Linked DNA regions of Mus musculus: all the other regions are linked to region 1. The links are chromatin loops, found by intact Hi-C in ENCODE. Cell type or tissue: left cerebral cortex. All regions are shown on one strand. Links, peaks and the distances in the headings refer to the core of each region. The heading gives the core; the rest is flanking DNA.

What was found. Peaks named below come from ENCODE experiments on the same cell type or tissue, not always from the same donor. Only the 100,000 strongest peaks of a DNase experiment are listed, where the experiment ranks them.
Region 2: a loop joins it to region 1, with 2.1 times the contacts of the local background. A loop is called at or near these places in 2 of 42 quality-filtered maps.
Region 3: a loop joins it to region 1, with 2.0 times the contacts of the local background. A loop is called at or near these places in 3 of 42 quality-filtered maps.

Annotation. Positions count from the first base shown.
Region 1 is chr5:53,489,586-53,499,775 of GRCm38, forward strand. No RefSeq gene overlaps it. Among named protein-coding and RNA genes, the nearest start is that of Gm40304, 52 kb to the right of the region's middle. In left cerebral cortex, for the core only: no CTCF peak of the experiment used is centred there; a DNase peak (open chromatin) is centred at 5,121; H3K27ac peaks cover 607 bases.
Region 2 is chr5:53,358,907-53,369,096 of GRCm38, forward strand. No RefSeq gene overlaps it. Among named protein-coding and RNA genes, the nearest start is that of Gm40303, 97 kb to the left of the region's middle. In left cerebral cortex, for the core only: no CTCF peak of the experiment used is centred there; DNase peaks (open chromatin) are centred at 5,182 and 8,161; H3K27ac peaks cover 461 bases.
Region 3 is chr5:53,377,491-53,387,680 of GRCm38, forward strand. No RefSeq gene overlaps it. Among named protein-coding and RNA genes, the nearest start is that of Gm40303, 120 kb to the left of the region's middle. In left cerebral cortex, for the core only: a CTCF peak has its summit at 4,522; DNase peaks (open chromatin) are centred at 2,407, 2,550, 2,950, 3,165 and 2 more places.

The DNA.
Region 1 (10,190 bases), core at 647-8,646:
AGATAGGTAGATGGATGGATGGATGGATGGATGGATGGATAGGTAGATAGATAGATAGATAGATAGATAGATAGATAGATAGATAGATAGATAATAGACACATACAGCCAGGTGCATATATCAGCTGGGAAATTCTAGTTATCTAAGAGTTATAGCTACATAACATCTCCCCCTTTTAAATAAGGTATGCATCTAGCTTTTCACAGTCTGCTTCATTCCCATAGCCTAACTCACAAATGTGTGCACTTGCTCAAAGAATGTTGAAGTTAGAACAGATGTCAGTAGATCACCCAAGCTACCTGAAAAGGTGCCTTCCCGAGACCTGAGAGGTTCTGAACATGAACTCTCTCACCCATCACTGCCATTGATGATGTCACTATCACCACTGATAGCATCTATATGATGACTCCAAGATTACGAACTGTTTCAAATACTATCTTTTGGGTGTCATCTACCTGGAAATTACATATCACGGCTTGTCCTGGGAGGTAGGATTCAACTCCCATGCTTTCTGTGTAGGAAAGACTTTCAAAACCACATGGAGTTAAATCACAAAACAGATACCAGCACTGAGATGCGGTGGGTATGTGGCTGTTCACCAAGTATCTTCAACATCACAGTATCCTCGTTTAGCCTGCGCCAGGCTCTGTTATCCTGGACCGGTCACCACATTACTACTCTGTCATGGAAAACCCTTCCTCCTTCATGATAAATCCATGCACGGAAAGATCTCTTGATACACAGGAGCCCAAAGGGGTGATGATTTACATGCTGATGTTATCTAACTGTCTCTGCAAAAATCCTGTAAGATTTCTTAATTATTTCATTACACGGGAGGATAGAGAATAGCCGTATAAATAAGGTGAACTATAACCTAATTTTCCTTTTGCGATGTATGGTAAAGAGTTTGGTTGTCCCAAGACTGGTTACAACAGTCTCTGCTCAGTAGCTGGAGAGGGAGAGAGAGAGAAGTGGTCAGAGCAGGTCTCTGACTCCAGCATTCACTAGTTGTAGTACACGTGAGGATACACATGCCTGACCTCTGCTCTAGCGCTGTACCAAGCAGGCAACCACACAGGATGGACCCTCCATCCTTGCCCAAACTGCTCCAGATGTGCTCCTCCATCCAGCCCAGCTAAGGAAGAGTCACCGGAGGCCAGGAAATTCTACTCATTTCACGAGATGAATGTAATCAGGAGAAAGACAGCCGAAGAGCCAGCTCACCGTGACTCATCTGGCTTCAGAGAACATTGTCAGTGGTCCTAGCAACACACGCCACTGCCAAGAGCCATTTCATTTGATCTCTGAACTGATGCTTAAACCACAGATTTCCTGGGCCTGAGGCCTCCCAGGAAATGGAACCAAACAGTGGCTGATTCATGTTTCCTCTGAGGGCAACAGGAAAAGTACCTGCTACAGAAACTGCAGGCTGCCCTGAGCTGTGGCTTAGGCCTCCTCAGAGGGCAGGGGCCCCATCAGTCACTGTCTTCCTCAGAAAGAGGAGTCTGAGAGGGCAGGCCAGAGGCATCAATGTTCATGATTGGCTGTGTTAAGTCAGCCTCTGACTGTACCAGGAGAAGATTCTCTCTCTCTCTCTCTCTCTCTCTCTCTCTCTCTCTCTCTCTCTCTCTTTCTCTCTTTCTATCCTCCCCTCCCTTCCCCTCCCCTCTCTCTTCCTCCCCCAACCCTGTTTCCATGTTTCTGATAAGGCTATAGCTCCTTGTCTTACACACAGCATCAGTGTACTCTGACTGCTGACTATATCTACAACCCACATTTGCATATTTGTTGTCTGCTCCAGGACAGCAGGACTTTGGACAGATAATAAGTATAGGTGATGCTCCTACCAGATTTTTGACACATTAATTCATTTATTTCTTGCAACCTTATAATGGAGAAACAATAGTTTTTATTTTTCAGGTGACAAAACCTAGGCATAGAGAAAGACTTGGCTTACCCATTTCCCCAAACCCTGGGAGCTGTGCAATCCCAGGCCACCAGACTCCAGCCTGAACTTTCAACCAGAGTGACAGCTCTGTAGCTAATTTTTAAAAATTAATTAAAAGGTCACACTCATTTCACAGAAGACATTCAAATTCTTGCTAAGGTACCCCAACTATAAGACCCTCTAGAATTCAGGGAGCTGCTTAGCCATAAAGCTAGCATAATCATATTACTTCTTAACCTGTTAAAGAAAAAAAATGTATAGCATACAATATGCCATCCTAACTGCCTTGAGGCACACAGTTTGTGGCACTAGGCACATGCACATTGTTGTGCAACCATCATTTCTTCCCTTACCTTTTGACTTTTCAAGGCACAGTTTCTCTGTGTAACTGGCCTGGCTGTCCTAGAACTTCCTATGTTGATCAGGCTGACCTTGAACTCATATAGAGATCCTCCTATCTCTGATGGGATTAAGACTTACCACATCCAGCTGTAACCATCACCTCTTTAGAGTGTTTTCATCTTCCCCAACTGGAAATCCGTATGCCTTGAACCCCCTATTTCTATAAAATCTAAATAAAGAAAAGAGGAGAAGAATCAGCCATGTGGGAGAACTTGAGAGGGTCATGGTAAATCTTGCCTTGGAAATGTGTCCTCTCAGAAAATGGGTGTTCTTGTGACGTTGGAGATCTTAGTGTCTTTGAGAGAGGGGGAGAGCTTATATTCATTGTGTGTCTCGTTGCCGTAACAGAATACCTGACATAGATTCTCAGTCGTTAGACCAGAAGCCAGGATGGTATGACTGTGAGGTAACCCAAGGGCAGTAGAGGTGGGGGAGGGGCCTCAAGTGGAGCTGTAGGAAATGGGGGAGGCGAGGGATTCCCTGAAAATGAGCTCTTTACTCCAGATCCACAATGCTTATGAATTTCCTGATTATAGATCCTCAATTTCTGCAACAGAAGCTCTGCCTCAGACCTGCACCTCCAAGAGCCTGGCAAATGTTTTCTTTTTAAGGTAATGAAGACATTTAGGAATCAGATAGCAGTGCTGGTCATATAGCCTGGGACAGTACCGAAAGCCACAGAACTCTGTGCCCATGGGGAGAGTAATATGTAAACTCATCATCAGAGCCTGTGCCCTGGGAATTAATTCTGCTGCCCACCGGAAACTGGGATGGTGCCTCAGACCCTCCAGCAAATTCCCACGTCAACTTTAAGTGGTTCTCCCCTTAAAAGTTTTAAAATTGCATTTATATTTATATTTACACATGTCTGCACATGTGTACATGCCATGGCATGTGTGTGGAGATAAGAGGACAGCCTGTGGGGAGCTATGGTCTCCTACCATGTGGGTCCCATGGATCAAACTCAGGTCCGCAGGCACTGCAGCCCATTCCTGTACCTTCTGAGCCATCTTTCCAGTCCATGATTCTCACTTAAGCCCTGGCACCCTTTCTCTACCTCAAGGGCAGAGCCTCTTGACCCGGGAGTGGGTGCATTTGCCATCCAGAAGCCTGAGACAGTGCCAGGAAATAGGGTCTGGGATTCAGTAGAAAAGCCCTAGGAAATACATTTTCTAATCACAGTTCTGAAACAGATTTCGAACTTGGGTGGCATGGCTGGCACCTTCCTCAGCTTCCTCGGCCTCTAGGCAATGAGTAGGTTAGTACTCGGTGTGCTGCAGCCTGTTTAGTCCTTGAGACTCCTTGAAATTGGCAGTGTTGTTATTGCGTGAGGATACTGAAGCAGAGGACAGCTAACTCAATGCCCAGAGCTCTTGGAAGCTCCAAGACATAAGCCTTAGCAATTGGCTGCCGATGTCTGTAGGATTCTCCCCTCCCCGTGGTAGGAACACACAAGTCCCTTGACTGTCCTGGCCTTCAGACAATAGCTGAGATGCTGTTTCACTTCAGAAGCCTTCTGACCCTTGATCATGCTGCCTCTCTTTTATCTTCTGGTGTCCCTGTTCCCCCTCTGACATGCTCACAGCAGGAGACATCCTATTTTTCCCAGCTATGGCCTAGACTGTAAGTGCTGGGAGGAAAAATATCACTCCTATCTCTTCTCAGATACACAAAGTGTTCCAAAATCAAATTGGGCGAATGAATGAATGAATGAATGAATGAGTGAATGAAATTACTTGCTATCTTTACTTTCAAGAGCCTTTTCAGTGTCTGTCTACACTATAACTTCAAAAACAATTTTTGGAACCTCATTCAGCTCCTTACCAACAATGTCCAGAGTGTAAAGATCCCCATACCTAAGTAGGCTCTCTTTCCAAAGGCCTGGTGCTTTTCTAATTCAGTGACTCAGACTGGTTGGCTGGTTTCTGCCTCTGGGGTCCTGCTTCTGGTTCTAATTGTGGTCCCAACGTTGTAGTGCAATTAGGATGCTGGAGATGGAAAGGGGATGGTGTAACTCGTGCTTCACTGGGTGACATAGCTGGGGAGGTATTTCCTAATTCCCTCTGTGGTACTCAAGGTTCGGGAGCATCTGCTCTTTCCTGACGACTTATTGCCAAAAGCATGTCAGGAACCTCCCTTCACATGTGCCGCAGCCCTCTCCCCTCAAGGTGACGTCAGCAGGACCCTAAGGACTAGGTGGGCTTTGCCTCCAATTCCCAGTTTCACTCCCGTAGTTGCTTTGCTCTGAAGTAATTTTCAGTGCAGTGGGATGACTGCTCTGTGACAGGCAGGCATCACAAAAAGGTAACATTTCCTTCAAGCTCCAAACAAAATCACATCAATCTCAATCCTACAACCCAAAAGGTGAAGAGCTGCCAGGTTGCCCCGATGACCCGTGGTTTATCCTTGCTCAAACAGGGCTTGCACCATTCTGAAATTTGGGAGGGCCGTGACCTCCCACCACAGCCTGCTCTTTCTTTTCTTGATACCAGAGGATTAGTAAACCCCAGCGCTCAAGTTTCTCAGGTGCTCAAATCACCTCAGCGACTTGATTAGCCAGGGTTGACTTCAAGCCCTTCCCCAACAGTTTTCTCTCTTCCTCAGCCTCCCTCTCTTGAGTCACTCCTTTCTGGTAATTTTGTCAGTCGCCCTCCTTCATCTCTAACTTGAAGCTTGGGCAACCCTAGGCTTCCATCTTTAGATGTCCTATTTTTTCTCTCGTGGTATCCGTGAGCTGATCTGGATCGCAAGACCAAATGCCAGTTCTAAATCGGTCTCCACCTCCCACTTCTCCCTGAGGCTCTGAAGCTGACGGTCTACTGAACGTCTGACAGACACCGCGATGATTTCACGTGATTTGTCCCCTTTGGTGGTATTATCAATTTGCCTAGATGTAGAATAAGCGACAAGACTCATCTCTGGGCGTGTCTGTGAGAGTGTTTCCAGAGAGATTTAACCGAGGAGGGAAGACCCACATGAATATGGGCAGCACTGTCTAATGAGTTGGAGCTCGTACTGAAAATGATCCAAGAGGCCAGTGAGATGGCTCAGCAGGCAGTGGCGCTTCCTGCCAAGGCTGGCCTCATGATGTCGGTTCTCAGAACCTACAAGGCAGAAGGAGAAAGCGGCTTCCACAGGTTGTCTTCTGACTGCCATAGCAATCCCAGAGCACTGGAGAAGGACCTTGTGACTATATGTCATGTGGGACTCACTCCAACAGGGAAAGAAGGTTTGACTTCTTTTCTTCTAAGGCACAGGCCAGTGTCACACCTGCCATTCCCTCAAAAATGCCTTCATCTCCACAAGGCTAGGGAATGTGGTGCCACAGTGGCAGTGATAGGACAATTTAGGTCACCCTGCCCCCTCCCCAAATTATCTGTCTCTCTCTTATCACTCCTCATTCTGCCCTCACAGGTCAGTTTGCATCCCTTTGAACAGATGTATTCTGTGTGACAGTCATACAGGTGATGTTCTGGTCTTGAAGTAACCTGTCCCTTGCTCTGTAGCTTTAACTGTGTTATTTAGACATTTTCTCTAAAAATGATCACATTGAGTCAAATATAATGAGGATTCTTTCGCGTCCTGAGAGTCAATGACTAATCTATTCTTTTTGTTGCGGAAACAATCAAAACCACAGTTGTGCTTTGGGAATGATGACTGTCTCAGGAGAACCGATCGGTTCAGAGAAATGAGGCCCTTGAAGGCAGGACATGGGGGCAGGGTCTTGAGTGTTCTGTGGAATAGACTTGAAGAGTTGGAGAATGGTTGGCAGAGGAGGCCAGCCCACAGGTCTTGGGACCCGTGAATGAGCAGCATCTGTGCTGGTGACCATGTGTTTATGGGCATGGGAGGCTCTGCCAGTCATCCACTAGGGGTGGGACTCTGGGCAATCCTGATAGGGATGGTCTTGAAGAGAGGTAGCACAGTAGGAGAAAATGACCTGGGAGAGATTCACTGTTGCATCCATGCTAGAAATGGTTCTGCTGTGCCATAAGGACCCACAGCAGAGTCTACAAGGTGTTTCTTCTCGATTTCTTCAATGCAAACACTGTGAGTATGGTTAGATACAGCATACAAAGTTCCTTATGCAAGTACGGTAGACAGTCAGTACTCAATCAATATCAACAGAAGTCATATTTCCTCTCTACCATACGGAGCATAGCACATCCTTACCGAGTAGGGCTAAAAAGTAGTCCCAGACATAACAGAGACGTGGTCAGAAAGCTGTGGGAATCTGGCAGGCATGGAGTTGGTGACCTCTGCAAAGGGATGTGCCAAGATCGCAGCCTCACTGTCAGGGGTGTTTCTAGTGGCCGTGTGGCAGTATAACATTGATGCAAAGGCCAAGGGCTCCTGCTGCCCACCGGGAGCCCAAGGATGGAGTCAGCCAACAGACTCTCAGAAGACAGACACATGCAGTGAGAGTTCTTTATCTGGCCTTTCCCAGGCAATGGCAAGGGTGTGCCCACATGTAGCAAAGACAGAGAGCACTGTGCCAACTGCTGAAGTGTACCACGATGCTCTCATAGTGCTGGTGGGGCAGCACTTAGTTTGTAAGGCAAACAGGTGGGACACACCTTCAGTGATCGGGCCAAAGGCAGAGCAGGGATTCCTGTTGAGATTTTCTTAGTAGCCTTCCCCTCCCCAACCTCCACAGGCCTATGTAACAAAGGGGAATCCGCAACTTGGGTCTGCAGAGGCAGGCGATTCAACACATAAGTAGATGAGTAGATTTGTTTGTTTTGTTTTGTTTTGTTTTGTTTTGTTTTTACAAATACACTAGCGGATGGGTTTGGAAGATAGGTCAGTGAATAAAGTATTACAAGGCAGACAGAAAAGATGGATGCCTGTGGTTCTATGGCAAGCCAGCCAGCCCAGTCTACTTGGAGAGTTTGAGATTAATGACAGACTCTGTTCAAAAAAAAGGGGGACGGAGGGGGGGGGGTGAAAAGCAACGAAGGTCGTCCTCCGGCCTCTACACACACACACACACTTATCCATAGGTAAACATGTGTCAAAGACTTCTGGACTCTGTGTTAAGTCTAAAATGAAACACCAAAAGTTTACTACTGATGTTCCTTAGAGCTTCCACCCCCACTCCCAGTCCCGTGAGACTTAAGACATTCTGACATGTCCGTTGTCTTAACTTTGCAATTCTAAGATGGACTGACTGGATTTGGTTTCTTTTTTTTTTCACCCTCTGTGGGACACATCACAGTGGAAGCTGTGTGGGGAGAAGAGCAAGAGCCTTGAGGTGCCCAGGCCCTCACCCTCTCTCCCTCCCTCCCTCCCTCCCTCCCTCCCAGAAGCTCACCAGCCCAGGATGCTTTCCGAGAGCTCATGTGTAACTTCCTTGACCAGGGAGGCCAGGCTCTAGGCTGACTTCTGGAAGTGTCTTTGGAAACTAATTCCCAGGCAAAATGCCAAGAAAAAGATATGCATGGTGAGGAACTGACATAATTTTTTAACACCACAACCCGCATATTTCTGCAGCAGCAGCCAATACAAGCTCCAAGACCAATATTGATCTAGTCCTTCATCCAATCAACAAACGCCATTGTTTAGAAGATGTAATTTTTCTTGGTTAAAGTTCAAAGTTAAACTCCAAGGATTTTCAAAACTATAAAAATAAGAGGCTTTCATAGCCTCAAAAAAAAAAAAAAAAAAGAAAAAAAAATCCTGGCCAGTTTTCCTCGTTCATGGGTTTTCATAGTCATTAAAAGAAACTTAACCAAGTAAACATTTTTTTGGTCTTCTGAGTTGTGGTAGTTTTTAAAGCAGGATTATTTTAAATATCCACATAAAAGGCCCCTAAATCTTTATACTTCTCCTGAAAGTCATGGCCATTGGCAACGCAGGTGACCAGGATTTGTTCTTCTGTCTGAAGGTTGTCCACCTGTGGAGCCCATCGGTCTGCTCATCTTCCAGATGGAGTCTCTCCCTCCCTACTCCTCTTCTTAATGTGGAAATGACGGAGTCTTTACTAAGACCTTTGGAGGAAGACGAATAGTTCTGTGGTTCCATTTCTGATTCTGAAATGGAAAACCATAGCAAACAAATGGTCGACATATGGGGCTTTGTAAACCAATCCCTTGTGCTTCTCCGAGATCCAAGAAAGTATTTACTTTTGGGAACTGGTGGAAGCGATGAGTGGGTCAGGTTTAGAAGGTGAGATTAAGGTGGAAAAGTACTGAGAGTTATGAGAGCTCAACTTGGGCTGTTTCTTGGTTGGTTGGTTGGTTGGTTTGTTGGTTGGTTGGTTTTTTTTTAAATAAACAGAGATTATACCTTTTCTGTATCTACCTCTCCTCAAAGGCCCTGGCCAAGTTTTATGTACATATGATACTATGTGCTAGCTAATTTATGGGTTGATGTTGCAAAGCTTTTAATAAGAGTGTTTCCCCATAGGTTTTGGCCCTTGAATACTTGGTCCGGAGGTTCCATCTTGCTGGAGGAAGTATGTGGGGGATAGGGATAGAGCTTTGAGAGTTTAAAAGATTCCCAGCATCCCCAATTTGTTCTCTGCTTCCTGCATGAGGTTTGAGATGTAAGCTCTCAGCTTCCAGCTCCAGCCAGCATGTGTGCTGCCTGCTGCCGTGTTCGTCTTACCATTCGGGATCATAACCCTCCGGAACCATAAGCCTCAAAGAGTCGCGTTGGTTTTGGTGCTTTATCACATAATAGCAAAGTAATTAATACAGGTGGGTTCTCTTTAAACATCTGCAGTGTACTGGTTGATCCATGCCTTTTGAGATGTCCTTTGGAGATGTCTCTCGGTTCACTCCTCTGGTTAGGAGGCAATGCTGGCTAAGGATAAAGACAAGTACCTACCATGCGCTGCTGTAGGTGGGGCTTCTCCTGACCAGGCTGCTGTCTAGACACTTGGGGTGCAAATCTCTGCGGAGCTCGTGCTCTGCAGGGAGAGGAGCAGGTGGATTTAAGCATAGTTTTCCTACTCATGACTCCTTTTTACCTGAGAATCATAAGATTCTATTTATATAGCCATATTAAAATAGCAGACAAAATCAGATGTTTACTGAGAATCAATCATGAAGAAACTTACTATATAGCAATTCTTTGAGACATATACCATTCTACCTTTTGTTAAATATTGAGGCAATTTGCATATTAATGAGATGGGTGGACTTGTTTAGCTTTACCTGAAGAGTTAAATGTTGGATACAATTGTTGATGCTGCGTGCCAGAGTATATCTCCAGTGCTTTTAGGAGTTGACTAATATTTTGATTTTGGAATCACCAATGCTGAGAACACATAAATACCTTACCAAAAAAAGGAACAGAAGCATCTTTTTTTAAGGTTTTAGAGCTTTATTGTATAAAGGCAGAGAGAAAGAGAGAAGGTAGAAAGAGAGAGAGAGGCCGGCCATGGCCATGTGGAGAGAAAGGGGAAGGGAGGGAGAGAAGGAGGGCTAGAGATGAGAGTAAGAAAGGTGAGAGCTTAAAGAAAAGAGCAGAAGCATCTTTAAGGGCATTGCAGAAACTGTTGGAGGCTCTGTCCTAACTTCAAGCCAAACTTCATTTTAATGAATTGTTTATAAAGCTTAAGCGACCCAAAGAGCAATCTTTAAAAGCAAACATTCTAACCAATGCAATGCAAAGTTGTAGTAGTTGGATATTTACATGTTGAGGGATGGTGATAGGAAAACATCAAGCTTTTGCTTTCTGTAACCAGATTACAGTGTTTCTAGAAGAGCAGATAATATCACATCAGCACACACACACACACACACACACACACACACACACACACTGCCATCCATAATACACAGCAGTGTGCAGTGTGAGCCAGGGTGTTCCAGGCAGTGTGCAAAGGCATCAT
Region 2 (10,190 bases), core at 1,466-9,465, 130 kb before region 1:
ATGTTTGGTGGGTGTGTCTGGTGTTTGTGTGTGGTGTATGTGTCTGTGGTATGGGGTGTGTAGTATGTGTGATATTGTGTGGTGTGTACATGTGGTTGAGTTGTGTGTGTGTGTGTGTAGTGGTGTGTTATGTTTGGTGTGTACCTGTGGTGTATGTATGTGTGTGATGATGAGTATGTGGTGTTGTGTGGTGTGTACATGTGGTGTGATGTGTGTGTGAGTGTGTGATGTGTGCCTATGGTATGTGGTGTGTAATGTGTGTGTGTCTGGTATGTGATATGTGTGTGTCTGTGGTGTTTGTGTGGTATGTGTGTGTGTATGGTGTATGCTTGTGGTGTTTGTGTAAGGTGTGTGTGTGTGCCTATGGTGTTTGTATGGTGTGTGTATGTGTGTGTATGTATTTGGTGTATGCTTGTGGTGTTTGTGTAAGGTGTTTGTGTGTGCCTGTGGTATGTGTGTGTGTGTGTGTGTGTGTGTGTGTGTGTGTGTGTGTGTGTGTGTGTGTGTGTGTTGGGTAGGGTAATTTGGCTACAGAGGAAGATGGAATAGAGCACTGAGCTCTAGATGAGCATGAAGCAGTCCTGTGAGGGGATCTTGAACATGTGCTTAGTTGAAGGAAGAATGAGGAGTCTGTTGGTCCACCCCGTGAGCATTTCCTTAGGGCCTACTGGGCACGTGTCTTCCTCCCTGTGAGAGGCCAAAGTCCCTTAGAAGGAGACACTCCATCGTTCTGATGTGGAAAGACTGGGTAGGAGAATGTGCAGGCCGCAGAGGGGCCTGGAAGAGGGAGAGGATGAGTGGTGAGGACAGGTCTCACTGGTGTGAGATGAGGAAGGCCTTCCTGAGATGGGAGAGCTAGTGGGGGCATGGCTGCTATTTCTGAGTGAGTGGAGCAGCCTGGTTGTGCCAGGCCTCTGGGTGGTACAGTAGCAGGGGCCATGAACTTTTTTGACCCACCTATGTGCCATCCCAGAGAGGTGACCACAGTTTCTGGTTAGCTCTGACCTGATCCTTTACCTACGTGAGTTCCTTCCAACCCCAGGTCCCTTTCCTGTTGTAATTGCATCAACTCCAGAGCCAGAGGCGGCTTCTTAAGCTTATCGCGAGCAGGAACAACCTTTGTCTCCAGCTAGTCTAGTTCTGAGAAAGAACCAGACTCCAGAGAACACTTATCACCTCAACGAGTCACCTTGCCCGAAGGGGCTCTGCACTCTGGCCGGGACAGGGTCACAGGAGTCTCGCCTGGGGACTGTTGGAGAAGCAGCTTTCACTGATTACTCTGCTTGAGGCTGACTCCCTTTCCCTGGAAAAGTGTGGAAAAGCTTCCAGACTTGGTCTGCTGCAGAAAGGGAGACCGCGTGAGCAACCTCGTCGGGTTTTCACCGCGCTCTTTCTCATTAACAGTACAGTCAGCCAGCCGTGCATTTTTAGCGTGTTACACAGGCTTACACTCAGTCTTCATCACACCGTTGGGATGAGAGTGGAGGGGACACCACAGGGTCAAGGACGACAGATGGGTCTTCACTTAAGCAGGTTAGAAGTTCAGCAGCTCCAGAGTAGAAAGACTGGACTTTTTGGCTGGGGGGTGGGGGTGGGGGATGTTGAGGGCATAGTCATGAAGGGGCATAGCGGGCAAGAGGGCAAGAGGCCTCTGCTGTCTGCAATGGCCTCGGAACGAGCCACTCACCATCAGGCAGTGTTTTCCTTTTCCATGAAGAAGAGGTGGCAACTGTGGCTGAATCAAGAAGCCGGAGGCCTGGTGCCATTCTAAAATAGCAGCATTGCTGAGTTTTCCAGATGAGGACTTTGCCCCTGTGAGCCAAAGAGTTTTGGAACATTATTTGAAAGCAAAACCACCCTCTTCCAGATTTTTCTTTCTTTCTTTTTTTTAAAAGGAGGCGACTAACTCAAGGAAGTCGGGGTTTTTAACTCTTGAGGCAGAGGCAGCTGTTGGTTCTGTGCTGATGAACCAGGGCTCTTTGGCAAAAAGCTAGTTGGGGGTTTTAGGAAGGGTAAAGGATACTGTTTTCTAGGAGGTTTGGTTGATACAGGAGAAGAGGACCCAGGTTCAATTCTCAGCACTCCTATTGATGCTTGCAACTATGTGCAACTCTAGTCCCTAGGGGTCTAAAACCTTCTCTTGGCCTCCATGGGCCAAGACACTGCGTAGACAACTGCTTATACACAGCATGTACACATATATGTAGGCAAAACACCCATACACACAAAAATAAAATAAAATGAAAATGACCTGGCTGAAAACCACTACCACTTTCTTCATGCGTGGTTCTGCATAGCAACAGTTTGTCTGCTTTTACTGAGCAGCTCAAATGGGATTAGGTAGGTTAAGATGATCTTTTAGCAATGAATGCTGGCTGCTAGTGGGGCTACACATCTTCAGAGACCTCTGCTGGATTCTTCTATGGTAGCTGGGATCCAAGCCCAGCAAGAATGAGAGGGAAGACTCAATGCAGGATGTCGTTTCAAGTCTCTGCTTTGGTTCAACATGCTATCCCACTAGCCAGGTCAGATGTGCAGACAAGCATCGAGTCTGTGTGGGTGGGGACTACCATGAGGGTGTGTGGCGGGGAGTAGGGGCTGACTCCATTGGGAGCTATTGCTGTGACTGCCTACCCACAAGAAGGAAGTAAATCTGAAAGGAAATGGAGTGCTCCAACCTCAGCAAGATGCAAACCAGGCGAGTCAGAACTCTTACGTGCTCAAGCTGAGGGAAGAAAGGCCAGAGAATCATCTCGTTGGGGGTTTGGAACAAGCTGGCTATTTCCTGGGTTAGAGAGACAATTGGATTCGTAAGAGTGGAAGAACTCAAGTGGGAATTCTCATCAGCATCTCATAAAACCTGGGGTAGCACTGTTTTCTCCATGTGAACTGAGATAGATAGACCATAGGTTTGTTGATTGAATCTCAGATTCCTCTAGCTTTCTCGGACTATAGAAAGACACCGGTGTAGTTAGAATCTAAACAGGAAAACAGAATCATGCCGTCTTCTACAGCAGAGAGAACTGGTTATACTGGTGATGGTAGGGGGGTGAGGGAGGGGGTACTACAACCTCCAGACAAAGAGGCAGAGAACATACCAACTCATAGAGTCCAGGGACCTGGATGTCCACCAGGGCCCCACCCAGAGGCATGGAGAAGACAGAGCCACAACTGGAGAATTCAAGGTGGAGAAAAGAGGATGAGAGATCTGAATCCGATTCTTCTTCAGCCCCACCCCGCCAGTGCCTCATGTGGGCAAAGTCTGCCTAGAAACTCTGTAAGAACTCCAGAAATGAAGGCAACAGGGTAGCCCCTGGAATCCAGAGTAAGAATGATGTGTGAGCAAAAATGCCCCAAGTCACAACAGAAACTTTTTTCTTTAGAAACCTGGACAGTAACTGCTTGGTATGTTGAGACACACACACACACACACACACACACACACACACACACACACACACACACACAGAGTCCCATACCCTAAAGGTCCCATTGACAACTTCTGTGGCCATCTCAAGAAAGGGTGCCTAGTCCCTCCTCATCAAGGCCCAAACCTGTCTAACAAGGAATGATGTCTTCCTCCTTGTGATGTTCTGTCCCTGGTGGCAATCTGCCACACAAAGGCATTCCCTGTGGCACTGAACACTCCCAAGGCCCTACAGAAACAGAGCCCCACTCGCTGGCTCAGAAGTACAGCGGAGCTGTTTACTCTCTGTGGTGTTCTCCACCACACAGCCCTCCACACACAGCTCAGTTAGCTTTCTCCTTCCTGCAGCTGCCCACAGACATCCAGCTCTGCAGCCGGGTCAGGGAGAGAGAGCCAAGGCTGATTTCCCTTTCCCCATCTCAGAGCACCTGTCCAAACTACCATGCATCCTTCCAACAACACACTCACGCTACCCTGAAAATTCACTCCTGGGAGTTCACCTCCCCTGCTTTTCTAGACACAATGATGGACAGGGGCACATTCAGGAATCTCAGATGGGTTGAAGCTTGACCCACAACTTAAATATACATCCACATACACGTTCACACACAAACTTGTGAATACACATACACACAAGCAAGCACACATATACACAAGTAGGTTCTCATGTGACTATCAGATCTCTATGTTGAGAAAAAAGGAAATCATAGCGATAATGATTGATTGACACACCTTCCACATGTCACATCCTGACATCTTATCCCTTTATTCATATGACAGCCCTTCAACAGGCCCCATTCTTGACTATAGCTGAGAAGGTGAAAAGTGTTCAGAGACTACACAACTGGTTGGTAGTGATTGATTTTGTTTGCCAACCTGATGGGGTTGAGAGATGCTCAGGTTATTAGAGCTTACTTCTGAGCATGCTCACTGGGAGCAGCTGGGTCCTGAGGATGCTCCAGCATCCATGCTTTCCCCATTCATCTCGTAATTAATAATGATTCATAATTTGAAATTCCTAATTTCAACAGACTACCAGGAGGTGGTGTGCCGAGGAAGCTAGGGCTAGGCTGGAGGAAATACAATCCTGGGGGCTTCACCTTGCCCTGGTCCTGCCTATTTCTGCTTTCCTCTGTTTTCTGTTCTTCATGTTGTGAGCTGTCCATCACCCATCACCCCTTCCTTCCCCATCACAGTGTACTGGTATCTCTGACCCTGCAAGGGAAGAAATCTTTCCTCTTCTAAGTTATTTCAATCTGGTATTTGGTCACAACCATGATAAGATCAATGCACCCACAATCAAGATGTAGTCAGGAATCAGGATCTTTCCCCTACCATGCTTCCTCTCCATGTATTCGAGTAGCATGTTTTTTTTTTTTCTTCTTGTGTTGGCACTATTTCTTACTTTCCTAGAAAAGCATAAACAAATGATATTTCCAGGGCTTTTGTACCATCGAGTATGAAAGAGTTCCATTCCCTAGTGAGTGGCCCCTAGAATGAGTTTAGGAACTCCTTGAAATGAACTGTGACCTATGCATAATAAATTGCACATTCTCATGTTGTCCTCTGAGCACATTGGCTGGCTGCTGCCATTTCAAAGGAGAGTGCTAAAGGGTCGTCCCTGGAGATGCTATTGCCAGGGGATCTGGAGGCAATTTAGTATCAGTATTGAGAACACAAACTCTGGCATCGGGCACAGACTTGGAAGAGGAATTTTCCATGTGCACACAAAGCTGCTTTGTAGCTGGGGAAGACTGGAGATGCCAGCACACAATTCAAGAGAGGCTGAGCCAATCCTAGACTCTCTCAGCCGCACTATGGATTTGGGGGAAGCGAGAGCTATCACTACAGTGCACACACTGGTAGAAGCAATGGGTGATGACGCGAGTTCAGAACAAGGCTTCCTAGCTGGGCAGCACAGGTGCGAGAGAGCGTGGCTACTACACAGGAGGAACAGTGTTCCCTGAGAACCAATGATTTCCCAGAGAGTGACTCTTCAGGTCCGCTGAGGGGCTTTCAGACAGCCAGGTCTGATCCAATGCTCAGGGCTGAAACCTTGCCTCCTTTATTTGCTACTTGCCCTAGGGTTTCTGATAAACATCACAGCCAAAAGCAACTTGGAAAGGGAAGGGTTTATTTCACCTTCCAGTTCATAGCCATCCCTCAAATGTTTTCCATTCAGGCTTTGGTCCCTAACAGGCCACAGGTTGCCCTTTCAAAGTGGCCTTTGTGATGGTAAATGCAGTGGTCAGTTTTCAGACCTCACCTTCTTGATTTATTGGTAGGATTTTTCTTTGTTAAAGAGGTGTGTGTGTGTGTGTGTGTGTGTGTGTGTGTGTGTGTGTGTTGTATACATTTAGGGGCTTGCCTGACCATGTGTGGGAATGAGGTTGGAGGTTGCTAATAGGTTTTTTTTCTCTATTGACCTCGACCTTAGTTTTTGAAGCCAAGGTCTCTCATTGAACTGAGAGCTCACCATGTAAGCTAGACTGTGGTTAGCCATTGAATTGGGATCCAATTCACTCCCCCTATGCAAAGGTGCAGTTAGATGTGTACGCTGCCCTGCCTTGCTTTTATGTGGGTGCTGAGAGAGGATCTCAAGTCTCTAGCCCCGTTATCAGCAGGATTTAACATTGCATTCAGCCCTCCTTTTCAAAGTCCTTTCTGCTTTTGACTTCTAAGACAACCCGCCTGGCTTCCTGTCATTCCCTGGCTGTCCCTTCTCTGTCCTCAGACTCTGACATACTCTAGCCGTCTACTCAAGAACTCATCTCTCCTCTGTCCACACTTGCTCCCTTGAGAGTTCTTCCATGTTTCTGCTGTGTGTCTTCATACTCCCCACTCCTGCTCCGTAGCTCAGGCCTTTCTTCTGAACTTCAGACTTTCTGCCATCCGCTTGCTCGGCATGACCCCTGGAAGTACTAACAGGTGTCATGACCTTAATGCATCTCTGAGACTCCCAACCTTCCCCTCTTATCCTTATTCATAGCTTCCTACACCTGGGAACCCAGCGCCATCTCCCCAGATGCCTGACTTTGATCCTCACCACTCACATAAAATGCTGGGTGTGGTGGCACAAACTTGTAATCCCAGGGATAGGTGGATCCCTGGGGCTTGCTGGCCAGCCATCTTAGCCTAATCAGTAAATCCCTGTCCCGTTGAGAGAGAGCCTGTCTCAAAACCTAAAGTGGATAGATAGTACTGGAGGAAGGACAGTGGAAATTGAACTCTGGCCACCACTTATGTGCACATTTGCACACATGCTTGTGTGTCCTGCATTCACATATACAAAAATGCACATAGACACACAGACACATAGACACACACAGAGGCTCTACCCAAACACCCTGTAAGACCTAACCATTCCTCATCCTTCCCACTGGTCCATCTTACTCTAAGTATCCCAACCTCACCCAGCTTCATCCCCTGGAACTCACAGTGTATCTATCAGCAGAGCGTTCCCCCTAGTCACCCACGCCATTTCTCTGACCAAAGTGTTCCAGCAGCATACAGTCCCACATACAGAGATTCTGTTGTCCCCACCACACCCTGCAAAGCCTTTCACTTTCCAAACCCTACATAACACCTGTCTGCTAGCTTCCTCACAGCTGATCCAACCACGCTGAAATTGGCTCCTCAAATATCATCATTTCAACATAGGACCTTGGAACTTGTTGACTCTTTTGTCTGGAATGTTCTTTCCAGCGATATTCTCTTCTTTTGCACCTTTCAGTTATTTATACATTTTTTATTTGCAAATTGGAATTCTTTCTTGACTACTCTAATGAAAACCACAGCTAGTTCCACTGTGATTCTCCTTCCCCTGGCTGCCTTAGGCTTCCCCACATGATCTGCTTATAATTTCCTTACCTCTTCCTGTATTGTGAGCCTCTCCTCTCTGGACTATAAAACTCCCAAGAGCAGAGTTTTATAATTTCTTTCCAGTGCTTTGTAACCAGTGCCTAGGATTCTCACTGCCTGGTGTATAATGCTTCTTGAGTGGTGTGATCTGGAGCTGGCATTGACAGTCGAAAGGTCTTGCCTCTTTGACATTAGCGAGCAGAGTATGATGACAGAGGACCTGGGCTGTCTATGTGACTGTCCACAGGCATCAACTGTTGTCTTCTGGCCTCAGGACACATCTGTAAGCTCCTTAGGGGTGAGGACTATGTCTAGCAACCTCTAACTCTCTCCACCCAGCATCAGGGCTACCTAATAATGTCTTCATTAAAAAGCAAGAAAAGAGCCTTTGGGGCTGTATTGATAGCAGTTAAAAAATAATTAGAGTGCCCACTGTGATTACAGGTGACCTGGGTTTGGTACCAACCACCCACATAAGGCAGGCAACAACAGCTTGTACTTATAGTTCTAGGAGATCCTATGTGGCCACCTACATACAGGTGGTGCACATAAACTAATGTGCACACACACTATAAAATGGGGGTGGGAGGCTCCTGAAGATGGTCTTTTCTGGTCTGGTCTGGAAGCACTCAAAACAACCAATTTAACCTCCCTCCCCCTTTGCTTGGGGCCAGCTGCAAACTAAATTTATTCACTTACTTATTCAGCCAGCCAATTAAATGCAGCTTTGAAATCCTGCAATTGTTGTTATTATAAACAGTTTTCTCAAAAAGAAAATAAAAAGTTCTTGTTCCCCCTACTGCTTTCCCTAAATGCATATTTGTTCTAAATAGAAACACCACTGCCCCCATCCCTTCTGTACAAATACCAAATGTACTGTCTGGCCAGACCCGGGACATTTTTAGCTTACCATCTCCTCCGCAGAACTTTGGAGAACATTTCCCTGAAGAAGGCTATCCCTCCCTCATCCCTTAAAGGCATAGATAGGTGCTCACTAGCCACAGATGTGTGCCATACACTTCAGAGGGTACAGGCCATGCAGTGGACAGATGGTAACAAGCAAATGCCGCCCCCGCCCCCCCCCAGCTGCTTGTAGAAGCTGAACTCACTCTTCCCCCCACCCCCTTCCTAGGGCTTCCCAGCTGTGCTGATCATCCACTGACGTCATGGTCCTTGTTTCCCCCAACCAGACAGAGGTAGCTGAGAAGCTCTGCCTGTCTGGGACTGAGTAGCTTTGGCCTTTCTGATGGTTCATTAGTCAGGGTTCATGAGAATCACAGAACTTATGGAATGTCTCTATATATTAAGGGAAATTATTGGGATGGCTTACAGTCTGCAGTCCAACTAATCCGACAATGGGCAGTTGTCAATGTAAAGTCCAAGAATTTAGTAGTTGCTCCATACCATGAGGCTAGGTGTTTTATCTGGTTTTCTGTATAAGCTGGAATCCTGAAGAAGTAGGATATGCTGGCAAGAAAGTGCAAGCAGGCAAAGAAGAAGAAAGCCTTCCTTCTTCCATTGTCCTTAGGTAGGCCTCCAACAGAAGCTACGGCCCAGATTAAAGGTATGTTCTACCAAGCCTGGATTTAGAACTTTCTCTGTCCTAGGCTGGCCTTGAACTCAGAGATCTGCTTGCCTCTTTCTTCTGGAATTAAAGATGTGTGTCATCTCATGTCAAGATCCAGGTCAGGAGCCTGTGTCTTCAAGCCTCAAGATCTGGATCACAGTTGTACCTTCCATTTCGGGATTATAGTTCATTCCAGATGTAGCCAAGTTGACAACCAGGAATAGCCATCACAGATGGTGATGTTCCCAGTGACATCTGAATGTCTACTGACAGGACACCCTGTGGTCCACACTTCCTATACAGACTGACAGTGGCTGACTCCATGGTTCAAGTGTCTCTCTTGAAGGGTTTATCTCAGAGGAAAACACACCTGCTGGCTCAAGCACCCATTAGTATTTAGAGTTTGCTCTGAATTGTCATACTCTACAGAGACAACGTCTGGTTATAGTAATTACACTGAGTGAAAGGGATGAACTCAGCCATGGAAGTACTGCTAAGACCTTCATCATGGTTTTTCTGTATTAGAAATTATTTATTTATGTGTGTGTGTGGGGGGGAGGAGATATGTGTGCCCTGGCACATGAGTGTAAAACTTTGTAGGTGTTGGTCCTTTCCTTCTACCATGTAGATAACTGGAATTGAACTTAGACCATTAGGCTTGGTAGCAAGCACTTTTCATGCTGAGCCATGTTGACATCTATGCTGGCTAGTTTTATGTCAACTTGACACAAGCTAAAGTCACCTGAGTAGGGAAACTCAATTAAGAAAACGGCTCCATAAACTCTGGCTGAACCCAAGCCTGTGGGACATTTTCTTAATTAGTGATTGATGGGGAAGGGTCCAGTCCATTATGGGTGATGCCATCCCTGGGCTGGTAGTCCTAGAGTCTATAAGAAAGCAGGCTGAGCAAACCATGTGGAACAAGCCAGTAAGCAGCATACCTCCATGGCCTCTGATGTGTTAGAGTAGCGGCTCCAGTTTGAACACAGCACACTAGGCCAAAACAGTTCCATGTGTAAAAGGTTTATTGGGAGAGAGAGGGGCAAGGAAGGTGGTGGCAGAAAGAGAAGGGGGGAAGAGAGAGAGGGAGGGAGGGGTGTTCCATATATATGGATAATGACATAACGCAGGTAAAGGTGGGAGGTGAGCTAAGTGGATTCTGAGAATATGGTGGCTGTTGTCTTGGCAACAGGTCTGTAGGTCCTGCCTATGTGATGTCACAGGTTTCAGGGGCCCTGATGCCAACAGCCTCTATATTAGCTTTTGCTTCCAGTTTCCCACCCTGTCCTGACTTCCATTGATGATGAACAGTAATATGGAAGAGTAAGCTAAAAT
Region 3 (10,190 bases), core at 1,485-9,484, 110 kb before region 1:
ATAGCAAGGAAGACAGAAAGCTAACTAATAAGGTCCAGGAAGAGTATGACATTCTTCATATAGGAGCTTGCAATGCAAGGGGAGGAAATGGGAGACTGGGACAATAATGAATGTCAGAATTGCCTACAAAGGGTTCTGCCTAAAAGTCAGAGGCGGCTTTTAGTCCTCTGGCTTTCTCTGCACCATCTGTATTCCTCTAGCCAGAGAAATGCAGAGTTCTGAAAGAGGATGAGTGAGGAGCTCCACTCCTGCAGAGATACACTCATTCTTCCTTGGGCTGTTGACAGACAAGGTGGCTTTCTAAAAGGTAGGCAGGCAAGGATAGAGGGTGGGGCTCCTGGTAGCCAGTGGAGACCATTGGGGTCACTTCCAGAGCAAACCAGGGGAGGCGCTGTAAGAGCTCTGTGGGCAGTGCTCTAGTAACAGGCCTTCCTGTCAGTTACTGATCTAATCTCTGTTACTGTGACCAATTGGTCCCAGTCCATGAAAGGCTGCCTCTGCAGTGCATCTGTTACTGGTCCTCTTGGTCCACCACTGACATAGCAGGAAAAGTGGCCCCACCCACCTAATTCCCATTTCTCTGTCTTCTTTTTGAGTGTCCTACGCATTTTCTTTCTCATCCATACCAAACAAACAAACAAAAAAAAACAAACAAACAAACAAAAATGCTCAAGAAGAAATTGGGCATGGTTGTGCATGCCAGTAATCCCAGCACTTGGGATGTGGAGCTAGAGGGATCAGGAATTCAAAACCAACCTCTATGTAGCAAGTTCAAGGTCAGTCAGGACTACATGAAACCCACAGTCAAAACAACATCAAGAACAGGAACAGGAACTAAGAAAAGGCAGGTTGTGCTGTTGGGACAAAGACCTGAAATGGGCCAGGAGACTGAAGATGGGGGAGGGGGGCAGGGATATCAGGAAAGGGACAACAGAGTGTCTCCTCCAGCCCTGGGAATTCTCTGAAGTCCTGTGTGCCTTCTTCATACAACATAGCACTCAGGGAGGATAGCCATCAGATCTTGGTCCAGCCATGCCCCCATGGTGCTCAATAATCTAACAAAGGCTATGTGTATGACAGGAGAGCAAGGACCTTTAATCTGCTGGAGCCCAGGGCATCTGCCAGCCATCGGAGAACCAACTGTCTCCTTTTCCCCCATCAGAAACTGGGCTGCCGCCAAAGCGCCCTTTCCTCTTGCTTATGAAGCCCAGGATCCCCCTGCTCTGCAGGCTGCTGCCTCCTCTTCCCCTCCTAGCTAGCCCAGCCTCTTCTCTCTGTTCCGCCTTCTCCTCACCCCATCTCTTTTTCTCTTCCTCTTTCCATGCCTCTGATCTCCCAATGCCCCCATCCTTCCTGTTCCCTTGGCAGAGGGCAATGGTGTCATCAGGGGTTGGCCCTGGGTCTCCTCTAGCTCAGAACTGACTGGCTTCATGCGAAGTCTCTGTATACAGCTTCAGTGAAGACAGCTTCTCTCAATAGCTCTCTCATCCGTCCAGTTTGCGAATGGAGAAACTGATGCTGAGAGAGATGACACTACCTCCTCTCAAGGTCTTCTGCTGATGTAATTTTGCTCAAGGAATCATTCACTGAACACATCTGATCCCCTCTTCTTGGAAAGTTCCAGTCTGCATGATTGCACCAGGGCTATTAACTGAAGTGCTACCTTCTGTACCCTTAAGACATCCAACCCCATTGTGATCCTACTGCCTCTCCCACCCCCAATTTAGCATAAGTCTAGTGCAGGAAAGTTTTGGGTCTTTCTATATCTCAGGGCCCTTATTTCATCATCTATGGAGAATGAGCGATATTGGTTTCTTTTGATAATACCAGGGTCTTAAGCTCTCTGCATAATGTATTTGCAGGAGCTTACAGTAGAATGGCTTCCTTTTGGTCTCACCTAGACTGTCAACCACTCTCCCCACCTTCCCTCTTTGTCTTGAGGTTTTTGTAAATGCAAAGAAAATTGTGAGTTTCGAACACCCTCAGGGAGAAGGGAAAGCCTATCTGCTAATTATTATGAACCAACTAGCCAGGTTTGTATGGAGGGAACAGAAACAGAGTTTGTTCAGGTAGCTAGGGAAGTAGACCCTGGCTCCTGGAAGTTTCTTTTCAGGGCACACAGGTTTTTACATGCACAGATGGCTGCCTTGTATCTGGGCTCAGGGGCTTGCCTGAGAGATTGCCACACAGTCGGCACGCGCTGCACAACCTTGTCGGGAGAGAGTGTTTATGAGCCTCCCGGTTAATGATTCCCATTTATGGAACATGTGCGCGGCAGCCGAAGGAGGCTGGCTAGGACAGGACATCAGCAAGGCCTCGGCCTCACAGCCTGGCTGCACGCACAGGCTCAACAAGGCAGCTGCCGGGGCTGTTCTGTTATAAGCCGAGGGGATCCGAGGCTCCCCAGAAATCTGGCCTTTTCGGCTCCATCAACATGTTAGCGAAGAAGGTCCTGCGAGAGAGGCTGGGGCCAGACTGACTGAAGCAGGGCAGTAATAAAAACGGCTGCTGTTATGAGGGGGAAAGTTAATATTTCCAGGGTGTTCACTCCATGTGGGGCTTGTTGAAAGCTTGTGCATGTTTTCCCTTTTATTTAATCCTTACAACATGCCTGGTACAGTCCAGATAGGAATTTTGTCTGCTCAGTTAAGCTCCATGGCCCGAAAGAAGAAACACTCAGAATGACCTAGTGTCCTTTCCAGGGCCATAGACTTATACAATGGAAATATTCTCCTATATATTAATATTTATATATGTACATATGTATGCATTGTTTAAAATAAAGGTTTTCACTATGACATCTTCATGCATGCATATCATGTATTCTGCTCATATTTCCCCCCACCCCCTCACTCCCACCCCCTTATCTCCTCCTCCTGCTGCTGGCCGCCTTCCACGGAGCTGAAATTAAATCCCAGTGTAACGGTAGAGCCAGCCTGGGAGGTGTGGAAAAGTGAATTCTGGAAGTTCATTCATTCACATCCTTTTATACCACAATTGACATGACAGCTAAAAAAAAAAGATACATTTGAGGACTTAGAGCAAGCTAGATTAAGTTCCAGTTTTGCTTTCTTGGGTCTGGGAGATGGCTCAGTGGCTCAGAGTGCTTGCTGTCAAAGCTGGAAAATCTGAGTTCAAATCGCCAGCACCCACTCAAAGGCTGAGCTTGACTGTGCCTGCCTGTAACTGCAGTGGGTGGAGACAGGGGGATGCTGTGAGCTCTGCAGCCAGCCAGACACCCTGTCTCAACAAATAAGATGGAGAGCCATAGAGGGTGGTTCCTGCACTCTCTTCTGACCTCTGCGTTACACGTCTGTATGTTACACAGACACGCATACCCTCACATACGCATGCATATACACCATACCATACCACCCATGCCTCCTGTCCACCAGTTACCTTGATTTCCTTACTAAAAGTAAGGAGAGTAGCAACCTCCAAAGCCAGAATCGTGAAGCCAGAAGTGGTTCAGAGCCCAGCACAGACTAAATCCCTAGTAATTATTCCACAATTTGACCACACCCAGGTCAGGGGAAACATGGAGCTTGGTGTGGACACCCCGGCTCATGCTGGAGTTCTGTGGCCACCACCTTCTCAAACACTCATTCATCCATTGAATGGGACAAAGGGGACAATAGTGATGGCCGTATCAGGGACCACTCACAGCAGGGCGAGGAGCAAGGAAGCAATGTATGCAAAGCACATTCTGCATCGCTGAAAGAAAGACTGTGGAAAGACTCTTGGTTGTCTTTGGAAACCCCCATATGGTCCTCTCCCTTTGGAGCACAGGCTTACACACTGCACGTTGTCATTAGGCACAGAGAAAGAAACAGCAGAAACCCAACCTTCAAAGGTCTTTGGTGCTCTAGGGGGAAGATGGGACCAACACAAATAAAGCATTCATTAAAAAACAAAAATGACATGTCATATACACACATACTGTAGATAATCACTAACAGCCGCGTGGAGACATGAGCAAGGCTGTGGGACTATGCCAGAGTGCCTGGGACGACATCTGAGAAGTTTCTGGAAAGAAGGGGAATTTCGGAAGGATGGAGGTCAGTCCCTCTAGAGGGGAGCTACATTTCATTCTCTGCCAGTCTTACCTGTCCTTTTCCCTAGAACATAGTAGGTGCCTTATGTTGGCTCCCTGAATGAGAACAGGAAATGGCACGAGGGAACTCCAGGGAGGGTGTGGACAAACAGTGGGCTGGTGACTCAGAGGGGAGCTGAGCGCTCCGTGGAGTTTATTTTTCTTTCGTGTTCTCTGCCAGAGGCTGGCCCATGATAGACCCAGAGGGCCAGTTTTCCTTTGGAGAGAAGGAGTCGGGAAGGCGAATTCTATTTATGTAGTCTGGTTACATCTCACTTTTGTATATTTCTTAAGTACACAAATCCTTCCTAATACCAGGATCTCAATATGAAGGAAAAAAAATCCCCCCTCCCGCCCAGTGGACAGAGACAGTCTTGTTGTGCCTGCTTAGGGACAGTTATGTGGCATCGTGATGCATCTTCTTGGTTGAGCTGAAGGTGGCTCTGCAGAGTCTCCTTTCCTGGGTGTTCGGCCAGACAGGAGAGTAGAGCTAGGAGAGAAGTCTGCCTGAGGTTTGGAGGACAAGCCTGGCCAGCAGGCTTCCACGGCTGCTAGAGAGCAGTGGCCAGCCTTGTGCGTTCACTGTGCCTGGGTTCACTTTCACTGTCCACAAGGTCTTGCATACAGATCTCATGACAGCTTTGGAGGAGTGGAGGCACTGACTCGACTCCTGTCCATCCTCACATCCTCACAGGCTCCAAGTTCTCTTTTACATCTGCCTTTGCTTTCCAGCTTCCCAGCCCCTGACCTTCATGATGCTCTGGCAGCCCTTTAGAGGTGCTTAGCGAGTCACTGGATGCAGAGAGTCAGTTTCTATTGAAAACCACTGAATCACACTCATCTTCAGGACCCTTGGATGGTGATTATTCAGCCTCTGAAAGACTCCTGCCTGGTACCAGTGCAGTGTCTCCAGTCTGAGAATGGATCCTAGTGCTATGTGCCAAAGAGAGTGCTCCCAATCCACTCAATGGTGATTGATTTGGGGACAAGTTTGTGACCTGGAACACCAGTGGCAGCTCCAGGGAAATCTTTCTTTGATCGGACACCTGGATGCAGAGACAGGTGGCCATCAGCTGAGTGTGATGGCCCAAACCTAGAATCTTAGTCCGAATCAGAAGATGGAGCAGGAGAAGCAGGAATGTAAGTCCGTCTTGTATTACATTAGGGTATCTTTTAAAAAAGAAAAAAGAATATGAGAGGTATAAGGGGCAGGAAGGCTGTATGTTACTAAATCTGGATATTGGCATCATATCTGGACAGGTTTAAACATGCTAGGCCCAGAGAGTTGCACTATTAGGAGGTATGGCCTTGTTGGAGGAAGCATGACACCTTGGGGGTGGGCTTTGAGGCCCTCCTCCTAGCTGCCTGGAAGCCAGTCTTCTCCAGGCTGCCTTTGGATCAAGATGTAGAACTCTCAGCTTCTTCAGCACCATGTCTGCCTGTAAGCTTCCATGCTTCCCACCGTGATGATAATGGACTGAACCTCTGAACCTGTAAGGCAGCCCCAGTTAATTGTCCTTTATAGAGTTGCCTAGGTCATGGTGTCTGTTCACAGCAGCAGTAACCCTAACTAAGAGACAAGACAAGGACCAGGATAGAGGGAGGAGATGAGAAGAGCATGAGCCCCCATCATACGGTCAAACTTTCTAGAAATTGCTACCTTGTAGTTCCACTTACGGGAGAAGATATATTTTCCCACTGTTTAAGATGGCTTCTTTCTCCCCATCTTCTCATTTAAAAAGTTAACTTTTAAAGTTTGTGCACATGTGTGTATCTGTCACAACTGTGTAGGCCTTTAGAGGCCAGAGGAGAGCATTAGATTCCCTGAAGCTGGAGTTAGAGGCTATTGTGAGCTGCCCAGTGGAGGTGCTGGGGTCTGACTTGAGGCCTGTGAAGAGTGGCAAGCACTTTAACTACTGAGCCAGCTCCCTAGCCCCTTCTTCTTTTAAATCTACTTTCTCTTTCTCCCTCTCTCCCTTCCCCCCCCCCCTTCTTTCTGTATGTATGTGATATGTTGAGGGACATTCCCATGGCCACCGGAGGACAACTTTGTGGAGGTGAATCTCCTCTTCCACCTTTGCCTGGGTTGTGGGATAGAAATCAGTTTATCAGGCTTTTGCTGGACTCACCTTTATCCATAGAGCCATCTCTCCCACCCCGGCTTCCTACTTGAAGCCAGAAGCATCTCCATCAAATTTTTTTAATCCCAGCACTCAGGAGGTAGAGGCAAATAAATCTCTGTGAGTTTGAGGCTAGCCTGGTTCAGGACAGCCAGGATTACATAATGAAAGCCTGTCATACACACAACACACACACACGCACGCACACGCGCGCACACACACACACCATATACATACACATAGGCTAGAAGGGCCCCTCTCCACTGGCTTTACCTGTCTCTCGTCTCTAGCTTGGCTTCTGCTCTGTGCGGAAATATATTTAAAATATTTAAGGAAACGCTTATAATTTAGTGTGTGTGTGTGTGTTTGTGCATGCACATACGTGCTACAGTGTGTATGTGGCAGTCAGAGGACAACTTGCAGGCATCGAGTCTCTCCTTCTACTGTGTGGGTCCTGAGGGTTAAACTCAAGTCATCAGACTTGGCAGCAAGCCTCTTTGCCTGCTGAGCCTTCTCACTGGCCCTTCTTTTTCTGTCTCATGCCAGCGGGCTCCTGTTTGGTTTTGCCAAGAAGAAACACCGATAAAAACTGGGAAGACCTCCTTTTGTCTTCCAGTGTGTAGCAGATCGTCTCCACCAGGAGCCCACAGCCTCATAGGTATCTCTTCCCAACTCCTGTCAGTCTCCTCTAGTCTCTTTACCGAGTCACAGGAGAACACCAGCCACGCACCCTCAGGAACAGTGGGCTAGCTGCTCGGGTTCCTTCATCTACTGAGCTCTTGGTGACATCAGAACAACCCCTAGACCACCATCTTGGGAATATGGATACTAGATTCTTGCCACCTGCTTGCAGGACCCTCCGAATGCAAGCTCTGTGGTTTCTTTCAGACCAGCACTAGCAATCCATGAGACCCTCGTCCAAGGTTCCAAGTTCTGATAATCAGCCGCTCCACAGTTAACTCCGTTACCTGTGAATTACCTGTCTCAGGGGTGCCCCAGCTCCCTTATTTTGATGGCTCCATGTAGGCTATGGGCTGAATACTGTAGATGTGTGTCCTCTAAAAGTTCTGATGTTGGAAGCTTGGTCACCACTGTGTGAAGTTAAAATGGAACCTTTCAGGTGGTGAGGATAATTGGAAGTCATTAAGTCAAGGGGCTGGAGGCAGCCTTCTTAAATGAATTAAGGCAGTTTCAGCTGGACACTGTGTTCATTATATGAGAGAGCTGTTGTCCTAGTAGCCTAGAGTCATATGAGAAGAAAGCCTCAGCTGAGAAATTACCCACATCAGGTTGACCTGTAGTGTGTGTGTGTGTGTGTGTGCGCGCGCGCACGCGCGTGCGTGCGTGCGTGCGTGCGTGCGTGTGTGTGTGTGTGTGTGTGTTGGGAAGGATTGTTTTGACTATTAATTGATGCAGGTAGTCACAGCCCACTATGGGCAGCACCATCCTTAGGCAGGTGATGCTGGACTCTACAAGAAAGCTAAAGCATGAACCTGAGAGAGTAAGGTTCCTCCATAGTTTCTCCTTCAAGTTCTTGCTTGAATTTCTGCCCTGATTTCTCTGTGATAGACTGTGACCTGGAAGTGTAAACCAAATTAATCCCTTCCTCTTCTAAGTTGTGTTGGGTCAGAGCATTTTATCACAGCAATGGAAAGTAAGCTAGGACAGTTGTTGCACAGAAAGCCTAGTACTCTAGCTTCCTTTCTTGCCATCTGGTCTCCTGCTCGCATGCACTCAGATGCCATGATCTGAGGCACCTATTGGGACCCTCACCAGAATCAAAGCTATGCTGTCTCACATTGCAGTCCTCATCCCTGTAACATATGTAAAACTTCCTTTTAAAAAGTGCCTTGTATATATTTGTTTTATGAACAGCAAGCAAACTCTTTCATTAATTCCTGTATTGCAAAATATGTCAGTTTCTCTTCCCTTCACCCAGCCCCAAGACAGTAAATGTATTGAGTCATTTGATCCAGAGGCACAGGTCAAGGAAATTCTTCTCATACCCTTTGTTCCAGAGGCTTAATTATGACAGGGCTCCACTCTACTACCTGAAATTTTCTCAGCACTGATGTCTCATGACTGAATTATTTTCGGGATGACTGCCTTCCAAGTAGCAAAAGTGGCTGTAGCAATGCTCTTCTTCACTCAATGACTCTGTCCCACATTTCCAAATACTAGATTTGAGTATCACTTGGCTTATATTAACTTCCTCCATCTGGGACAGTCACTGTGACTAAGGCATGTTGATGGCTCCTGTCCTGAAAAAAAGATGTGGCCAACCTCATGAACCACTGGATCCACAAAAGGGAGTCCTGACTAGATGCAGGGAGCCCTCCCCCCGTTAACATATAAGATCGTGCTATTTTTGCTATGTAGTCTTAGATAGCCTGGTACTTACTAGTCCAGGATGACCTTGAACTCATAGAAATCCTCCTGCTTCTACCTCCTGAGTTATGGTATGTGCCCCGCTGAGACCATTTTTATGTTTTCCTCCTGTGTTGTCCAGAGCACCTTCAACTTCGTGTTGCTATTATGACTGATTTTTTTTTTTTTCGGTATATTTTTGTGGCTGGTTCCTTGATTTCTTAAGGCATGACACCTTTAAAACATATAGCCAAAGATAATGTTTTTTTTTTTTTATGTGTTCTGGTTAGTGTGTGTGTGTGTGTGTGTGTGTGTAAGTTGACACAAACTAGAACTATCCAGGAAGAGGAACTTCAAGTGAGAAAAATACCTTTATCCAGATTGCTTATAGGTAAGACTATGGGATGTTTCATTGATTAATGTTTGATGTGAGAGGGAGCAGCCCATGAGAGTGGGGAATACAAATTCCCGAAGAGAGCCAGTAGGCAGTGCTCTTCCATGGTTTTTGCCTGGAGTTCCCATTCAGACTTCCTTTAATAATGGATTGTGTTGTGGAAATGTAAGATGAAATGAACCCTTTTCTTCCCAAGTTGCTTTTAATCATGGTATTTTAACACAGCAGTAGGTACCATCACCTAGACACTATTCTTTTCAAATACCTTCAAATATGAGATAACTCATCACTCAACCTTGGGTCCCAAATTAGGTTTCAAGGTGTGTTCTTCTTCCCAGGCTGGCTTCCACATGGATATAGCCTGTCCTTTCCTGTGTGGTCAGAGGATACCAGGTAGCTGTGAAGTCTAGGAAATGCCTCCCCTCCCCCTTCCCCTCCCCCTCCTCTCCCCTCCCCTTTCCCCTCCCCCTCCCCCTTCCCCTCCCCCTCTCCCCCTCCTCCTCCTCCTTTTTCATTCTCTCTCTCTCTCTCTCTCTCTCTCTCTCTCTCTCTCTCTCTCTCTCTCTCTCTCGGTCTCAAATAGTCTCAGATCATTGTGTAGTCAAAGAAGATAATCCTGAGTCTTGACCCTGCTGCCTCCATCTACCCAGAGCTGAATTACACATGTATGCCAGCTCACCTGGCAATGCCCTCCTGGCAATGCTTTTCAGTTCTTAGCTGAACTGGTTCCTGTTCCTCGGAAGTGGAGCCTGAGAGCTCACTTCTGTCTGGGCAGGCAGCAAGCTCACCCTAGACACGAACAGTTTTAAAGTTTGGAGATAAGCCCACTGCTACCATGAGGCGGAGGAGCAATCGTGCACGTCTTTGGGCTTTGGGGAAATCACATTGCTGGAGAGTTTGTGACATCCGTATATGTAGCTTTTCCTGTGTGGGTACACCAGAGATCTTTAGGTGTCTTTTCTCAGTAACTGTCCACCTTGATTTATGAGACAAGCTCTTTCATTGGCCTGGAACTCTCTGATTGGGCAAAGGCAGGCTGTCAGCGCGCCCCAGGAGACCTTCTGTATCTGCTCCCCAGAATTAGGATTACAATCACGTAATCGCGCCCAGTTTTTCACATGGATTAAGTCCAGGTCCTCTTGCTTGCTTGGCAAACACTTTCCAAACTAAGCTATCTCCCAAAGCATCTCTCTGTCTTAAGACAGGATCTTGCCAT